Regions from separate parts of the Homo sapiens genome. Here region 1 is linked to region 2. A link is an interaction called in ENCODE POLR2A ChIA-PET data of the cell type or tissue named here. Cell type or tissue: OCI-LY7. All regions are shown on one strand.

Region 1 (8,000 bases), 110 kb before region 2:
CACCTTAAAATTAATGTATTTACCTTAACTCTTGATGACTTCCTAGATCCTTCACGAAATGCCTAAAATAAACATGGAATTCTAGTTAGTTTCCTAAAAAACTGGACATAATTAATATTTAAGAATTAATTGGTTCATTGAAACTTTTAACTGAAGTGTCATAACAAAAAATTTGGTAACCAAGAAAGCTGACACTAGGAGAATGTTTAATAAAGGCATCTATTAAAATACTTTTCTAATAAAAACAGAATGTGGTTGAGAGTGGTGGCGGGCACCTGTCGTCCCAGCTACTCAGGAGACTGAGGCAGGAGGATCAACTGGAGCCCAGGAGTTGGAGGCCATAGTGCACCATGCCAGTCTATGAATACCCACTGCACTCCAGCCTGGGCAACATAGCAAGATCCTGTCTTTAAAAAAAAAAAAGTATATAGACTATATAGAATATAAAAATCTGTATATAATATAATACAAAGACAAAAATTTCCAAATATTCTCTGTGTTCAATATTACAACAGTGGAAAAATATTTCTGATAAAAATTGGGAGGGTGTTAGACATATAATTTTGTTGAAGTGATAAGACATGTTTTGGGAGGGAGTAAAATAATGATATTACTTTAATTCTCTAAGCAACTAGCAAGTAATATTTGAGCCCATAATGGGCCTTAAGTAATATGCACTGTGGTAAACAGAGCTGTATTTACTCAATAAACATGTATCGAGAGCCCACTCATCTGCCAGATCTGAAGGATGTATTTAAGACTTAATTCCTATCCCCCTCAACCCCCTAAAAAGTGTGAACTCCATTTAGAGTGACTAACAAATACAAACCTACAGCTAGCAATATAGATCCAAATAAATAAATTTGTGTGTAGACAATACGTTACAAGAGAGCAAGGTTTAAAAAAAAAAAAAAAAGGAGGCAAAGAACCGTTATGTAAAACATGGGGAAGAAAAGCTAAGTGGATTATGTCAGACAGACAAGTGAAAGGAATACAATCCTGGTAGTACAGAAAACTATGAAGGCTTTCTATTTTATTTTTGCTTCTGCATTATAGTGACTAATCTCATTAAATGATTTCAAAGCAGTTTGCAAAGTTTCTTCTCTAATCTGCTTCAATCTTTAAAACACGTTAAAATGTTCAAGTAAGTTTAATTGTTTAAAAATAAAAAACTTCTGCTAGATCCTTTTTAGCTATCATCGATTATTCTCACTCTCCTGCCTCTCCTATAAAATTCAGTTCCCTATCCGCTATCCTATCCACTCACCTAAAAACAAGCAAAAACGTACCTTTTTACATTTTGAAATGTGTTGTTCTTTCTCCCCGCTTTTTTTCCTTCTTTTATCATTAACTTTGGAAACTCTTGAAGCAGTTAAAGTAATTGATGTTGGAGTATGCTGAAATGCAGTATATAATTCCACAGGAACCTCATCACCACTCTCAGTTGCACTGGTATCACCATCTTCAGACAAAATAAAAATTATTGCACATTTAATACTTCTATTTTAAACAATGAAATAAAACAGCATTCCATATGACAAAGTATTGTCGTCTCCATCTTTCTAAATAAGCACATTTTTTAACTTGTTCACTCACCTCACTTACACATTTACATGCAAAGCACAAATATGATTTCTCACACATTAAACTAGAAAGGATCCAAAAGCCTGATAACACACTCTGGTGGTGTGCCTGTGGGAAACAGCACTCTCATACACTACGAGTGGAAATTTGAAATTCCCTACAAAGGACAATTCAGCCATATCTAGCAAAATTATATATGTACATACCTTCTGACCCAGCCATCTCATTATTAGAGATCTAGCCAAAGATAAAACAGCAAAAGTACAAAAAGACTTATGCAAGAGGGTCTTGCTGAGGATACTGTTTTTAATAACAAAAATAAAACAAAGCAGAAATAATGAAAACAATCCAAATCTCCATCAAAGAGGAATAGTTGAATAAATTATGATTATTTAAAACCAGGAGTACTGGTATCAACATGATTAAGATAAAATAAAAATTGTGGCATATGTTACACAGAAGTTAGAAAATTCTGTTCCTATAAATAAAAGATGTACTATTCTACATGATAAACTAATGGATCATATCTTTCTGAAGAACAAACATATTTTACTTTTTTAAACCAACAGGTTAGCTATGTGTAGGAAAATTATGGCTGATTTAAATTATTTATTTTCCTCTCATTTCCATTTTATTTCCCAAAGTACATATTTATTCTATAATACGTGAAAAAAAAAATACTTGAAATCTATACCAGAGATTGCATACTCTCTGTACAATCAACATTCATCAACAAGGTATTTACATTTAACTAAAAATATTTACATTTAACTAAAAGTTGAGAGAACCGTTTATTCTCTCAATCACACGAATTTTAATTTAGTGTAGGTCCTTTTTACCTACCTGACATATTTTCCCTTTTCCGGCGTTGTAGTAGCACTGCCCTCTCTTTATCCAAATTCCTACATTAAAAAATTAGCATAATTATTTATCAAATACATGAAGCAGATCTGTCTTAAATGTGATAAACTTTTTAATTTATTTAATGTTCTCAGTGAAAAACCAACAGTATAAAATATATACAAAATCCCTTGCAATACAGTTTACATACAATCTAATAGTAGCAGTAGATGCCAGATAGATGACTCCATTTCACTCTGATTTTTTTTTTTTTTTTTTTTCCCCAGACAGGGTCTCACCCTATCACCCAGGCTGGAGTGCAGTGATGCAATCACAGTTTGCTGCAGCCTCAACCTTCCAGGTTCAAGGGATCCTCCTGCCTCAGCCTCCTGAGTAGCTGAGACTACAGGCCTGCACCATCATGCCGGGCTAATTTTTTAATTTTTTGTAGAGATGGGTTACCCAGGCTGGTCTTGAACTCCTGGATCAAGTGATCCTCCCACCCCTGCCTCCCAAAGAGCTGGGATCACAGATGTGAGCCACAGTGAATGGCCAAGAAAATAATTTACTTAGGAAACCAGTATTTTTTTCAAACAGAATATTTAAAGCAAAAAGTCTGAAAAAAAAAAACCCATAATGTTAACATGTAATTAAAATCATAAATTAAATTTCTTAAAGCAAATGTATGACACTGAATTGAATCTATTCCATTATTACCATTGCCTTTAATTATTTTCACTTTTGAAATAAATACTGCTTTTTTTTTGAGATGGAGTTTCGCTCTTATTGCCCAGGCTGGAGTGCAATGGCGCAATCTTGGCTCACTGCAACCTCTGCCTCCTGGGTTCAAGCGATTCCCTGCCTCAGCCTCCCAAGTAGCTGGGGTTCCGGGCATGTGCTACCACACCTGGCTAATTTTGTATTTATAGTAGAGACGGGGTTTCTCCATGTTGGTCAGGCTGGTCTCAAACTCCTGGCCTAAGGTGATCTGCCCACCTCGGCCTCCCAAAGTGCTGGGATTATAGGCATGAGCATTTAACAGTTAAGTGAAATACTTCATTACCCACTCCCTACCTCTACCCATGAACTACATCATCCATAGTAATTCTTTTACATTCCCCCCCAACTTTTTCACTGTATATAGTTTAGAGGTCAGATAACATATTATTCTCAGGTGGGAAAATAAGAGCTCTAGATTATTAGAATTTCTACAGACTTGCCTTAATGTCTACCAGGAAATATATTTATTCTAGCATCACAGATAATTATCCTAGCTATCACAGAATAATAAACATATCTCTCTCAACTAACTGCCCTCCTAATGGTAAGTTTTTTTGTTTTTTGTTTTGTTTTTTGAGACGGAGTCTCGCTCTGTTGCCCAGGCTGCCAAGCTGGAGTTCCGTGGTGCGACCTTGGCTCACTGCAAGCTCCAACTCCCAGGTTCATGCCATTCTGCCGCCTAAGCCTCCCAAGTAGCTGGGACGACAGGCGCCCGCCACCACACCTGGCTAACTCTTGTTTTTGTATTTTTAGTAGAGACAGGGTTTCACCATGTTAGCCAGGATGGTCTCAATCTTCTGACCTCATGATCCACCCGCCTGGGCCTCCCCCAAAGTGCTGGGATTACAGGTGTGAGCCACCGCGCCCGGCCTCCTAATGGTAACTTTTTAACCAACTTTTACTGAATTCATCATCAGATATTTACCCCATCAAAAATTATCTGGCAAAAGACTACTATCAAAGGGAAACAAAACCACATAGAGACACCTCACTCAAAGTAAGAGAAATGCACACCATAACTATGCTGAGATTACCATTTCTCACCTAATTAAACTGGCAAAAATGCAAGTCTGTCAAACACTCTGTTGTGAGGCTTGGGAAAGTGGGCATGCTTATCCATTACTGTTTGGAATTCAAAACTGCAGGCCGGGCGTGGTGGCCCACGCCTGTAATCTCAGCACTCTGGGAGGCCGAGGCAGGCAGATCACGAGGTCAGGAGATTGAGACCATCCTGGCCAAGATGGTGAAACCCTGTTCTCTACTTAAAAAAAAAAAAAAAAAAAAAAAAAAAATATATATATATATATATATATATATACACACACACATACATACATACATACATACACACACACATACACACACAAATTAGCAGGGTGTGGTGGCTCATGCCTGTGGTCCAGCTACTCGGCAGGCTGAGGCATGACAATGGCTTGAACCCAGGAGGCGGAGGTTGCAGTGAGCCGAGATCGTACCACTGCACTGCAGCCTGGTGACACAGCAACACTCCATTTCAAAAAAAACAAAAACAAAAAACAACAACAAAAAAACAGCACAGCTCCTGCTGGAAGGAAATTTGACAATCTAACAAAATTTTATATATACATTTATCACTATACTGAACAATCTCACTTCTATCTATAATAACAAAAGAACCAAAACAACTCTAGTGTCCATACAAAGGCAACTAGTTGAATAGAGTACAAAAAAAGATACAGTACATTGAAGCTCTATCAGTCAATGTCTACATACTACTGTGATCTTCAGCATATATTTTTAAGAGAAAAGAAATGTGAAGACTCTATAATATGCTACTGCTTACCTAAATAAGGAAGGAAATACAAATATATAGATACATATCTACATATAATAAGCAAGCAGGGATGAGTTAGACTTAACTTGCTTTATATATTTGTCTACCTTGCTTTACATATTTGACTTTAGAGTGACAGAATACTTTCCTTTATATATTTGACTTCAAGTCTAACTTGCTTTATATTTGAGTTTAGAATGATAGAATACTTCTTACATAATTATAAAGTATATAATTATAAAGGTAAATAAAATACAAAAAACAATTCTGTTTTTGAGACAGGGTCTCCCTCTGTTGCCCAGGCTGGAGTGCAGTGGCACAATCATAACTCACTGCAGCCTCAACCTCCCGGGCTCAAGCAATCCTCCTGCCTCAGCCCCCCAAAGAGCTGGGACCACAGACACATACCATCTTATCCAGCTAATCTTTGCTTTTTTTTTTTTTTTTTTTTTTTTGAGACACAGTCCCGCTCTCTCACACAGGCGGAGTGCAGCTGTGTGATCTCAGCTCACTGCAACCTCTGCCTCCCAGGTTCAAGCAATTCTCATGCCTCAGCCTCCTGAGTAGCTGGGATTACAAGCACCTGCCACCATGCCCGGCTAATTTTTGTATTTTTTTTGGTAGCAATGGTGCCTTGCCATGTTGCCTAGGCTGGTCTCAAACTCCTGACCTCAAGTGATCCACCCGCCTCAGCCTCCAAAAGTGCTAGGATTATAGCTGTGAGCCACTGCGCCCAACCAACAATTCTTAAAAAACAAAAATTACTGATTACTTCTACATTTCTGGTAGGAATATAAAATCGAATAGCCATTCCGGAAAATAGTCTGACAATATCATAAATATCTAAACATGCAACTACCATATAATCAAGCTGCTGTTCTCTTGGGCATTTAACCCAGAGAGGGGGAAAAACAACTTAGGTTCACACAAAAACCTGTAAACAAATGTTCACAGAAACTTTATTTGTAATAGCCAAAAAAGTAGAAACAACCCAAATGGTCTTCAATGGGTGAATAGGTTAAAGAAACTATGGTACATATATACCATGAAATACTATCAGCAATAAGAAACAAAATCATGATACATCCAACAAATTGGAGGGCTCTCTAGGGAATCACGCTGGATAAAAAAGTCAATGCCAAAAGGTCACATACTGGGTCAAATGAAGTCATAAATGTATGACTTCATTTATGGAACATTCTTGAAATGACAAAATTATAGAAATCGATTACAGAATAACAGTTGGCCAAGTTCAGGGGTAGAAGGTGGGTATGACTATAAAGGGTAGCATGACTCCTGGCAGTGACAGGAATGTTCTATAGAGTGACTGTGTTAATGCCAATATCCTAGTTGTGATATTGTATTAATAGTTATGCAAGATGTTAACACTGGGGCAAAACAGGTAAAAGATATCTAGGCTCACTCTACATTATTTCACAACTGCATGTGAATCTACAACTCAGAACATTTAATTTTTTAAAAATCAATAAAATTAATGACCTAAACAACATAAGTGTGTATCCAGTTGGTGTTATAAACACACAATTATTTCAAGAGACTTAAAACACAATATTGACCATAAAACCCTCGTACACTATGCCCTATGGGGGGAAAGTTCTAAACTGTTTTACACAATCATATTGTTGGTGCTAGTGTTGCTGGTGTTGTTACTCCAAGACTATTATATTCTTGTGTAGGATTAAACAGTTAACCAATTGTGAGATATTCTAATTACATTATTCTCTGTATTGTTGACAACTAGAATAAAAGGAGATAAACATGAAACAGCTACATAAAAACTTGTATTCCTAAATTTCAATTGCAATTATCGGTATAAACTCATGTATTTTATCTTAAAGAAACAGATGAAACATACTTCCTAGCTTTGTCTACTAAAAAGACTAGGAACAGTGACCAATCTAGTAGGAAAGGGCATGACTAGCTCTCCAATTCTGGTCTTGAAAGCCAACTCTGAATTTGGGGCACAGAAGTGCAGGATAAGCCTGAGACATCTTGTCACACCAGATATCTTCTTTGCCATGAAGTACCACTAGGGTGTTGTTTAAAGGACTTGATAACCAGCTTGAAGAGGTTCCTACTGACCAGAAATGGAATGAAATTTAAGCATCAATAAGGGTAATAACTGCAAGAGACTGACATCCACTATGGTTTAAATCCATGAGGTCACAATGATACTTAATTTTTCATTATTCTGAAAACCAGTAAATAAAGGCTAAGATTCAACAAGCATTTATCCAGCCTTTCCTCAATGAAATATATCTTAAGAGAACCGAATAGTTAACATAGAGACATGGCCGGGCAAGGTGGCTCTCGCCTGTAATCCCAACACTTTGGGAGGCCGAGGTGGGAAGATTGCTTGAGCCCAAGAGTTCTAGACCAGCCTGGACAACATGGTGAAACCCTGTGCCTACAAAAAAAAAAAAAAAACAAAAAAAAAAAAAACCACAACTAGTCAGGCATGGTGGCGATGCCTGTAGTCCCAGCTACTTGGCAAGCTGAGGTGGAAGGATGGGAGAATCACCTGAACCCAGGAGGCTGAGGCTGCAGTGAGCTGTGGTCACACGTAGCCTGTTCGACAATGTGAGATCCTGTCTTAAAAAAAAAAAAGAGAAGTTTGTTCCAATAAAAATATTCCAGCTGATAAGTAATGAACAACAGAATTAACATATCACTAATTTGCAACCCCTAATAAATTAGTGGATCTAAGGACTATCACTGGCTTCCATCATAAGACAACCAGAAATCATGTGCCACCTGATAAGACAAAACAGTCTAACTATGAAAATAGTCTTATTAAAAAAAAAAAGAAATTGAACCTAAATCTGATCAAGCCTATAGACATAAACACCTTCTTACAGAAATAGAACAGGGAAACTTGTGAAATCATGGGAATACAACTGGCAAAACTCATCAGGACAAACAGCTGAGTTCCCTAAACATGCACACTGTAATGGTAACCAGG
Region 2 (8,000 bases):
CTGAGCTCATGATCTGCCCTTCTCGGCCTCCCAAAGCACTGGGATTACAGGCATGAGCCACCATGCCTGGCCTGGAAGAATGTGCTTTATTTCCATTTTACAGGTAAGGAAACTGAGCCCTAGAGAGGTTAAGTAACTTGCCCAAGATTACACAGCTACTAAGAGGCAGAACAAGGTTCTGGAGGAAGCTGTTTACCTCCAGGGTCTACAAATCCTAACTTCTACATGAGTCTGGCTTACATGGCAAATGGGGAATGGAAGTTTTCGAAGATGCCCAGAAAGACACAGAGATCTGAAACTTTGTCTAGGAAGAAGAGTGAGGACCAGTTATCACAGGCATCCATATTCCTAGGTTCACAGCTTATCTACCCACTGACAGGGGGCCATGTATGAACTCGATGGCCTACAGTAAGCTTTTCAGGGCTTGTCATTTTGCTCTAGGAAACTGCTATCCAGCCCCATGTGGTTCCTGGATCACTCCGAAGTGCTTTAGAGTCACTTTAATCCTTGAGTTTAAAGTTTAAAGCAGATAACGTATACAGAAACATAGAAAAGGAACCAAAGAAAACTAACAAAATAAAGTTTGGTAATTTTCAAATCTTGCTACATAATTCCTTGCTTGGGAAGAAATGCTCAAAAATCAACAAAAGGAGGACAAAAACAGGATGTTAAAAAGCATTTTTATGTTTTAAGAAATTTACTGCCAGACTAAGAGTATTTCTGCCAAAACTAACATGCTTCTTTCCTACAACCTACACAATCTGGGGTTTGCTGAGAATTTGGTTGGATTTTGAGGGTGAGACCATAATTTCCCACCATGTTCATTTTCAAAAAGAATGTCCCACACATGAAAACACACACACGCACACACACACACACAAACACACACACACACACACAAATGCTCCAGTGGAAGTAGTGGTCCTGCAGTTCCTACTATGAGTAAAGTATCCCACAAAGATTTGGCCCAGAGATTGGCATCTGACATGGAGTCTCTTTTAGTGCACTCATTGCAAATCTCCATCTGAAGGTCTGTAAGGAACATGGCTGTGCTGCAGCCAAGCAGGCATAGAGCAGCAGGCATAGGTCAAGGTAAACAGCCTAAATGACTCAGCAGTATTGGGGCGCAAGTGCAGTCTCGTGTCTTATACAATCATAGCCATGTAGACATAACATAGAGAAGCTCACCACCTGGCTCTCAGCCACTATTGTCTGTGTAGTGTATAAATGTAACACTGACCCTGTAAAGGGGCTGCTGAATAAAGCCATGTCTCACTTACATGCTGTCTCTCAGGTGTTCTTCCAGCTCCCTGCCCTGTGTCCACCCACTCCCCTCAGCCCTCAGCTGGGGCCAGAACCTGACCCCAAGCATGACAAGGTTTTTGTCCTGTGGGCTGGGGATGCAAAAGGACACAAGATCATGAACATGTGGGAAGGACCTGGGACTGGGAGCTAAACAAACTGGACTCAAATTCTGGATTCACCAATTCCTAGCAGTGTGATCTCTCTGAGCATCTGTTTCCTCATCTGTGAAATGAGAAGCAAAATACCATCCTTCAGGATTGTCAATGAGGCATTGTATGTATATCACTCAGCACAGCCTGAAAGTAGTAGCTTAAGCCCCTCTACTTGGGAGAACACTGGATTAGGTCCACGTGACTGACAGCTAGGAACACAGAGTGAGAAAAATCAAGACTGAGGGGTGAGCCAAGGGATAACAGAAGAGACCGAAGCATCATGAGGAAAGAGAAGAGGAGACAGAGGAAAGCAGGGAGGAAGGACTTGCTCCTTTTTGTCCTCTAAGATAGATTTGGCAAAGACAAAAGACTCAAGAGGAAAATGAGACATTATTTTGCACCATCCAGGGGCAAGATTTTGCAAGTACTCAAGCTTCTCTCTTCCAGATATTAAAGGCATAGCAAAGGGGTTATATTATTACTACTGAATGCTAGAATACTATTTTTAAAACATTGATTTTGATTTTTTTCTTCTAGATTTTTTTTCTTCTATTCCATCTCCCCATTTGAACAGACAAACCATTCTTTGCTCCTATCTAAGAGATGGGTCTTACAAGCAGAAAGCAAAGTTTTTCAGTTTCAAAAGCCTGGGCCGGTGGTTCTCAAAGTATGGTCTCCAGACCACATCAGCATCACCTGGATACTCGTTAGAAAGGGAAATTCTTGGGCCCTACCCCAGACCTACTGAATCAGCACCTCTGGGGGTTGGGCTCCACGTTCTGTGTTTTAACAGGCCCTCCAGGTGACTCAGATGTAGGCTGCAGATTGAAAACCACTGGTCTAGATCCTTAGTGAACTGGAGAGAACAAACTGGTAAAAGATTTAGGAGAAAACATCAGGAATAACAGCAAAGCTCCTTACCTAAGTTAGAAAAATATTCTCTAGGCTGAGGGAGGAGGGGAGATAGAAGGGAAGTGATAAGACAGAGAGGTGGTGGGGACAGGAGGAGAGGGCTAGAAGTGAGTGCCAGCCTACATTTTAGTAAGCCCCTTTGCCTATGCCAGACCATTGGGTTAGTTGCCTTCTGGTAGGTGTCTAGTGAGGACTTATGCCTGACAGCAAGCAACAACCAGGACATTGTTTATTGGCTAACAGTCAGAGCAAAATGTTGGGTTTGTGTCCTCCCTATTCCATATGGACAGTCCTTCCTTACAACATCCTGGAATGCTCATTAACTCTTGAGAAGGAAGGTGAGGCCCTGGACCCCTAGTGACCTGATGGTTAGGGAAGGGAGAATAAGCCCTGCACTTGATTTTGGTGGGGATGAACAGAACCAACACAAGATTACCCCTGAGCCAGGGCAAGATAACACTCACCCCAATTATAATGACTACTTGTGTTGGAAATTGGCACTCAGCATTTATTCCAGTCTCCTCCTGGGTTGCCTTTCTGTAACAGTTGAAAGCTTAGAGAGGCTAGAAAGTTTAACTCTGCATTTCCCAGACTCCCTTCAAGTTGTGGATGTGCAGCTCACCATTGCGTTGCAGAAGGCAGAAGGAAGGCAGAGGCTCTTGGCCATCTTTTCTTGGCTTGCTTGGTCAAGCTTCATGTTGGTGGCAGCAGTGGTGGCTCTTCATTCCAACTTCCACATTTCTGGAGCGCAGCAACTTCGGCGTGTTCATGAGCTCAACAGCTCCAGTGACAGCCTCCTGACCCCTCAGCCTGCTAATCTGGGCTGAGGTTGTAGCTTCTGGAGGGAGGGAAATGAGGGTCAGTTCTGTGGCATTCAGGTAGACATTCCAGAAGGCCCCAGCCTACATGCTTATTCCTTCAGTACTTTCAACTATTTCATGAGCACCAACTTCCCTGTATTAATTCCTTCTTTGCTAAAAAACCCAGTCTGGAGCCGGGCGCGGTGGCTGACGCCTGTAATCCCTGCAATTTGGTAGGCTGAGGTGGGTGGATCACCTGAAGTTAGGAGTTCGAGACTAGACTGGCCAATATGGCAAAACCCCGTCTCTACTAAATATACAAAAAAAAATTAGCTGGGTGTGGTAGCGGGCGCCTGTAATCCCAGCTACTCAGGAGGCTGAGGCAGAAGAATGGCTTGAACCCAGGAGGCAGAAGTTACAGTGAGCCAAGATCGCGCCATTCCACTACAGCCTGGGTGACAGAGCAAGACTCCGTCTCAAAAAAAATAAATGAATAAAATAAAATGGTTCCTATTTCTTCCACTAAGGATATACTATTCAAAAAAAAAATCTGTCTTGAAATTTAACTGGAGTGACAGGATGGTTGCACAGAAATGCTTATGATTTCAGAAAATTGGGCCATATGCCAAGGAGCAATAGCAGTACATGCAGTCCATGTGTCAGAGGCTCAGAGGTGAGAGCGCTCACCACCCTGGCCTGGGTTAGGTTTTGGGGCAAGGCAGAACTTGAAGGAAATGTCTTCAAAGAGCAAGCAATGTGCTTTCTGGCTAGTTTTCCTGTTTCAGTTGACTTTGGCCTTGCCTTGCTCCCTGCTTCCTCTTTTCTGCCTCCATACCATCTCTTGTGCAACTCTGCTTACAGGGAACTCCCATCCCTGTCTCTTAAGAACCAAGCAAACCCCTTTTTCTTTTCCTCTTTTATCAGCCTGTCTCTTATTTCAGAATACACATTTCTGTATGCTTCAAAGTAGTTTACAGTTTTCAGTAAGCATGACCATGTTGGCGTTACTTATTTCAGAATGTGAGCCCCTGTTGACTGCCAAGCATTATCCCATGACCATGAGGACTCTCAACAATTGCTACATTATTTGTTAGGGGAGCTTCAAGGTCCAGCTTCCACTGTCTGAAGGAGCTTCAAGAAGCTGAATATGGCAATGTCTGCTGTCCCTACCCAAAAAGTATTTGATTAGCTCTGTCCACAAAGAGCAGAAATTTGAGATGACCCCTTCTGGGCCTGGAGAGCCAGCCTGAGACTAAACCTCCCTAGAAGAAGCTTTCTTTTTTTTTGAGACAGAGTCTTGTTCTGTCACCCAGGCTGGAGTGCAGTGGCATGATCTAGGCTCACTGCAAGCTCTGCTTCCCAGGTTCACACCATTCTCCTGCCTCAGCCTCCCAAGTAGCTGGGACTGCCGGCGCCCGCCACCATGCCCTGCTAATTTTTGTATTTTTAGTAGAGATGGGGTTTTGGCATGTTGGCCAGGTTGGTCTTGAACTCCTGACCTCAGGTGATCCGCCTGCCTCGGCCTCCGAAAGTGTTGGGATTACAGGCGTGAGCCACCGCGCCTGGCCGGAAGAAGCATTTTTAAATTTTCATTATTTTATTTATTTATTTTTGGTTTTTTTGAGATGGAGTCTCGCTCTGTCGCCCAGGCTGGAGTACAGTGGCACCATCTTGGCTCACTGCAAGCTCTGCCTCCCGGGTTCACGCCATTCTCCTGCCTCGGCCTCCCGAGTAGCTGGGACTACCGGCACCTGCCACCACACTCAGCTAATTTTTTTGTATTTTTAGTAGAGACGGGGTTTCACCATCTTAGCCAGGATGGTCTCAATCTCCTGACCTCATGATCCGCCTGCCTCGGCCTCCCAAAGTGCTGGAATTACAGGCGTGAGCCACCGTGCCCAGCCTGGAAGACGCATTTTTTACATCAAATCTCAGACAGGGCAGGAGGGAATTGCTCTGGATTATTATTATTATTATTATTATACTTTAAGTTCTGGGATACATGTGCAGAACGTGCAGGTTTGTTACATAGGTATACATGTGCCATGGTGGTTTGCTGCACCCATCAACCCGTCATCTAGGTTTTAAGCCCCGCATGCATTAGGTATTTCTCCTAATGCTATCCCTCCCCCTGCCCCCTACCCCCCAACAGGCCCTGGTGTATGATGTTCTCCTCCCTGTGTCCATGTGTTCTCATTGTTCAACTCCCACCCATGAGTGATAATATGCAGTATTAGGTTTTCTGTTCCTGTGTTAGTTTGCTGAGAATGATGTTTCTAGCTTCATCCATGTCCCTGCAAAGGACATGAACTCATTCTTTTTTATGGCTGCATAGTATTCCATGGTGTATATGTGCCAGATTTTCTGTATATGTGCCACATGTTCTTTACCCAATCTATCATTGATGGGGATTTGGGTTGGTTCCAAGTCTTTACTATTGTAAATAGTGCTGCAATAAACATACGTGTGCATTTGTCTTCTTTTTTTTGAGATGGAGTCTCGCCCTGTCACCCAGGCTGGAATGCAGTGGTGTGATCTCAGCTCACTGCAACCTCCGCCTCTCAGGTTCAAGCGATTCTCCTGCCCCAGCCTCCTAAGTAACTGGGATTACAGGCTCATGCCACTATGCCCAGCTAATTTTTGTATTTTTAGTAGAGATGAGGTTTCACTATGTTGAAACCTCATAGTTTCAGGCTGGTCTCAAACTCTTGACCTCGTGATCTGCCAGCCTCGGCCTCCCAAAGTGCTGGGATTACAGGCGTGAGCCACCGCACCCAGCCACATGTGTCTTTATAGTAGAATGATTTATAATCCTTTGGGTATATACCCAGTAATGGGATTGCTGGGTCAAATGGTATTTCTGGTTCTAGATCCTTGAGGAATCGCCACACGGTCTTTCACAATGGTTGAACTAATTTACACTCCCAACAGTGTAAAAGTGTTCCTATTTCTCCACATCCTCTCCAGCATCTGTTGTTTCCTGACTTTTTAATGATTGCCATTCTAACTGGCCTGAGATGGTATCTCATTATGGTTTTGATTTGCATTTCTCTAATGACCAGTGATGATGAGCTTTTTTTCATATGTGCTCTGGAATTTCAGCAAACCCACATTTCTCCAAAGATACACCGGCCATGAGCATACTTAGAAGTGGGAGTTCCCAGTACCCCTTATCTAGTTGAAGGCGTTGTGAGCGTTTCTCACAGGACTCTTTAATTGGCTGTCTTTACTAAGTCACTGCACTAAAGCCTCAGCTCCTACCCAGAAAGCTCCTGTCCCTGGATTACTGTCTCCTTTTGGTGAGGTCAGAGCTGCACTTACAATCTGTTCCAATGGCTAATCCTGGAGAAAGAAATACTGCTTATATTAGCAGGGCTCCCAGAGAAACAGAACCAAAAGGATGTGTGTGTATATACATATAAAAATATTTGTCTTAAGGAATTGGCTGATGTGATTGTGAAGGCTTGGCAAGTTTGAAATCTTACCAGGGAAGCCTCAGGAAAGCATTGCAGCTCAAGTTCAAAGGCAGTCTGCCAGTGAACCCTGAAGAACTGATGTTGCAGACAAAGTCCAAAGGCAGCCTGCTGCAGAAGTCCCTCTTCGGGTGTGGGTTGGGGAGTGGGTGGGTGTCAGCCTTTTGTTCTATTCAGGCCTTCAATCAATTGGATGGGGCCAGAATAATGTTTGACCAAGTATCTGGGCATTGTGGCCCAGCCAAATTGACAGATAAAATTTTATTTATTTTATTTTATTTTTGCCAAAGTTGTACTCTGTCGCCCAGGCTGGAGTGCAGTGTGGCATGATCTCGGCTCACTGCAACCCCCGCCTCCTGAGTTCAAGCGATTCTCCTGCCTCAGCCCCCTGAGTAGCTGGGACTACAGGCATGTGCCGCTATGCCCGGCTAATTTTTGTGTTTTTAGTAGAGACGGGATTTCATCATGTTGGCCAGGCTGTTCTCGAACTCCCGACCTCAAGTGATCCCCCCACCTCGGCCTCCCAAAGTACTGGGATTACAGGTGTAAGCCACTGTGCCCGGCCAATTTTATTGTATTGTATTGTATTTTTATTTTATTTTTTGAGATGGAGTCTCACTTTGTTGCCCAGGCTGGAGTGCAGTGGCACGATCTTGGCTCACTGCAACTTCTACCTCCCAGGCTCAAGCAATTCTTGTGCCTCAGCCTCCCTCAAGTTGACAGATAAAATTAATCATCACAGGGCCCTTGTTACTAAGTGACAGCGGGGAAATGTCTCATGTTCTGGTGCTCTTCAGCCTCACCCTGCCTCTGCCACAGTCACTTCAGTACAGGTTCCCCCTGAGTCTCTCTTCTCCCAACTCTAGGAACCTGATATGGCTTCCCTTGGGGGTCATGTATGAAATAGTAGGATGGAAAAGGGGCGCTGGGCTAGAAGTTAGCTAGAGAAATGCTGGCCTCAAAATCTGCTCTTCTTACTAATTTCCAGCCTGTATCTCTGGGCCAAGCCAGCCAGAGAACTCTTTTTTCCTTCAGGGTTACTTCCACAACAACTTTCCACCCCCAGCTCACGGAAGACATTTTCCCAGGCTTCACCAACATCTTATTCCTGGAGCCTAAGTTCAGCTAACTGCTGTCCTTCCAGCTGGTCAGCCCCAGCAGCCTCTAGCACATGTCCAAAGCCTCCTGAATCCACATATGTGGTTGAGTCGAGCCACAGTGACATTAGTCATATTTTTTGTTGATTGAAAACAAGGGTAAGCTGTAACCAAGGCCTCACTGTGGTTTTCGACTTAACTGTTGCTCACTAACTATAACAAGAAGGCTTTAAAAAGGACCAAAATAGAAACTGTGTATAT

Evidence for each region. Peaks named below come from ENCODE experiments on the same cell type or tissue, not always from the same donor. Only the 100,000 strongest peaks of a DNase experiment are listed, where the experiment ranks them.
Region 1: POLR2A ChIA-PET joins it to region 2 with 6 read pairs; 4 of 35 experiments call an interaction of 5 or more read pairs at or near these places.

The regions. Positions count from the first base shown.
Region 1 is chr7:105,068,105-105,076,104 of GRCh38, reverse strand. KMT2E (lysine methyltransferase 2E (inactive)) reads right to left here. Exons shown (of 27, transcript NM_182931.3): 7 at 2,428-2,486; 8 at 1,290-1,462; 9 at 24-62. Among named protein-coding and RNA genes, the nearest start is that of KMT2E, 58 kb to the right of the region's middle. In OCI-LY7, no CTCF peak of the experiment used is centred here; no DNase peak of the experiment used is centred here.
Region 2 is chr7:104,957,191-104,965,190 of GRCh38, reverse strand. It overlaps LOC101927902 (a long non-coding RNA gene), which reads right to left. Exons shown (of 2, transcript NR_187679.1): 2 at 2,857-3,207. Among named protein-coding and RNA genes, the nearest start is that of LINC01004, 30 kb to the left of the region's middle. RefSeq lists an enhancer at 3,768-3,837. In OCI-LY7, no CTCF peak of the experiment used is centred here; DNase peaks (open chromatin) are centred at 1,120 and 3,960; H3K27ac peaks cover 529 bases.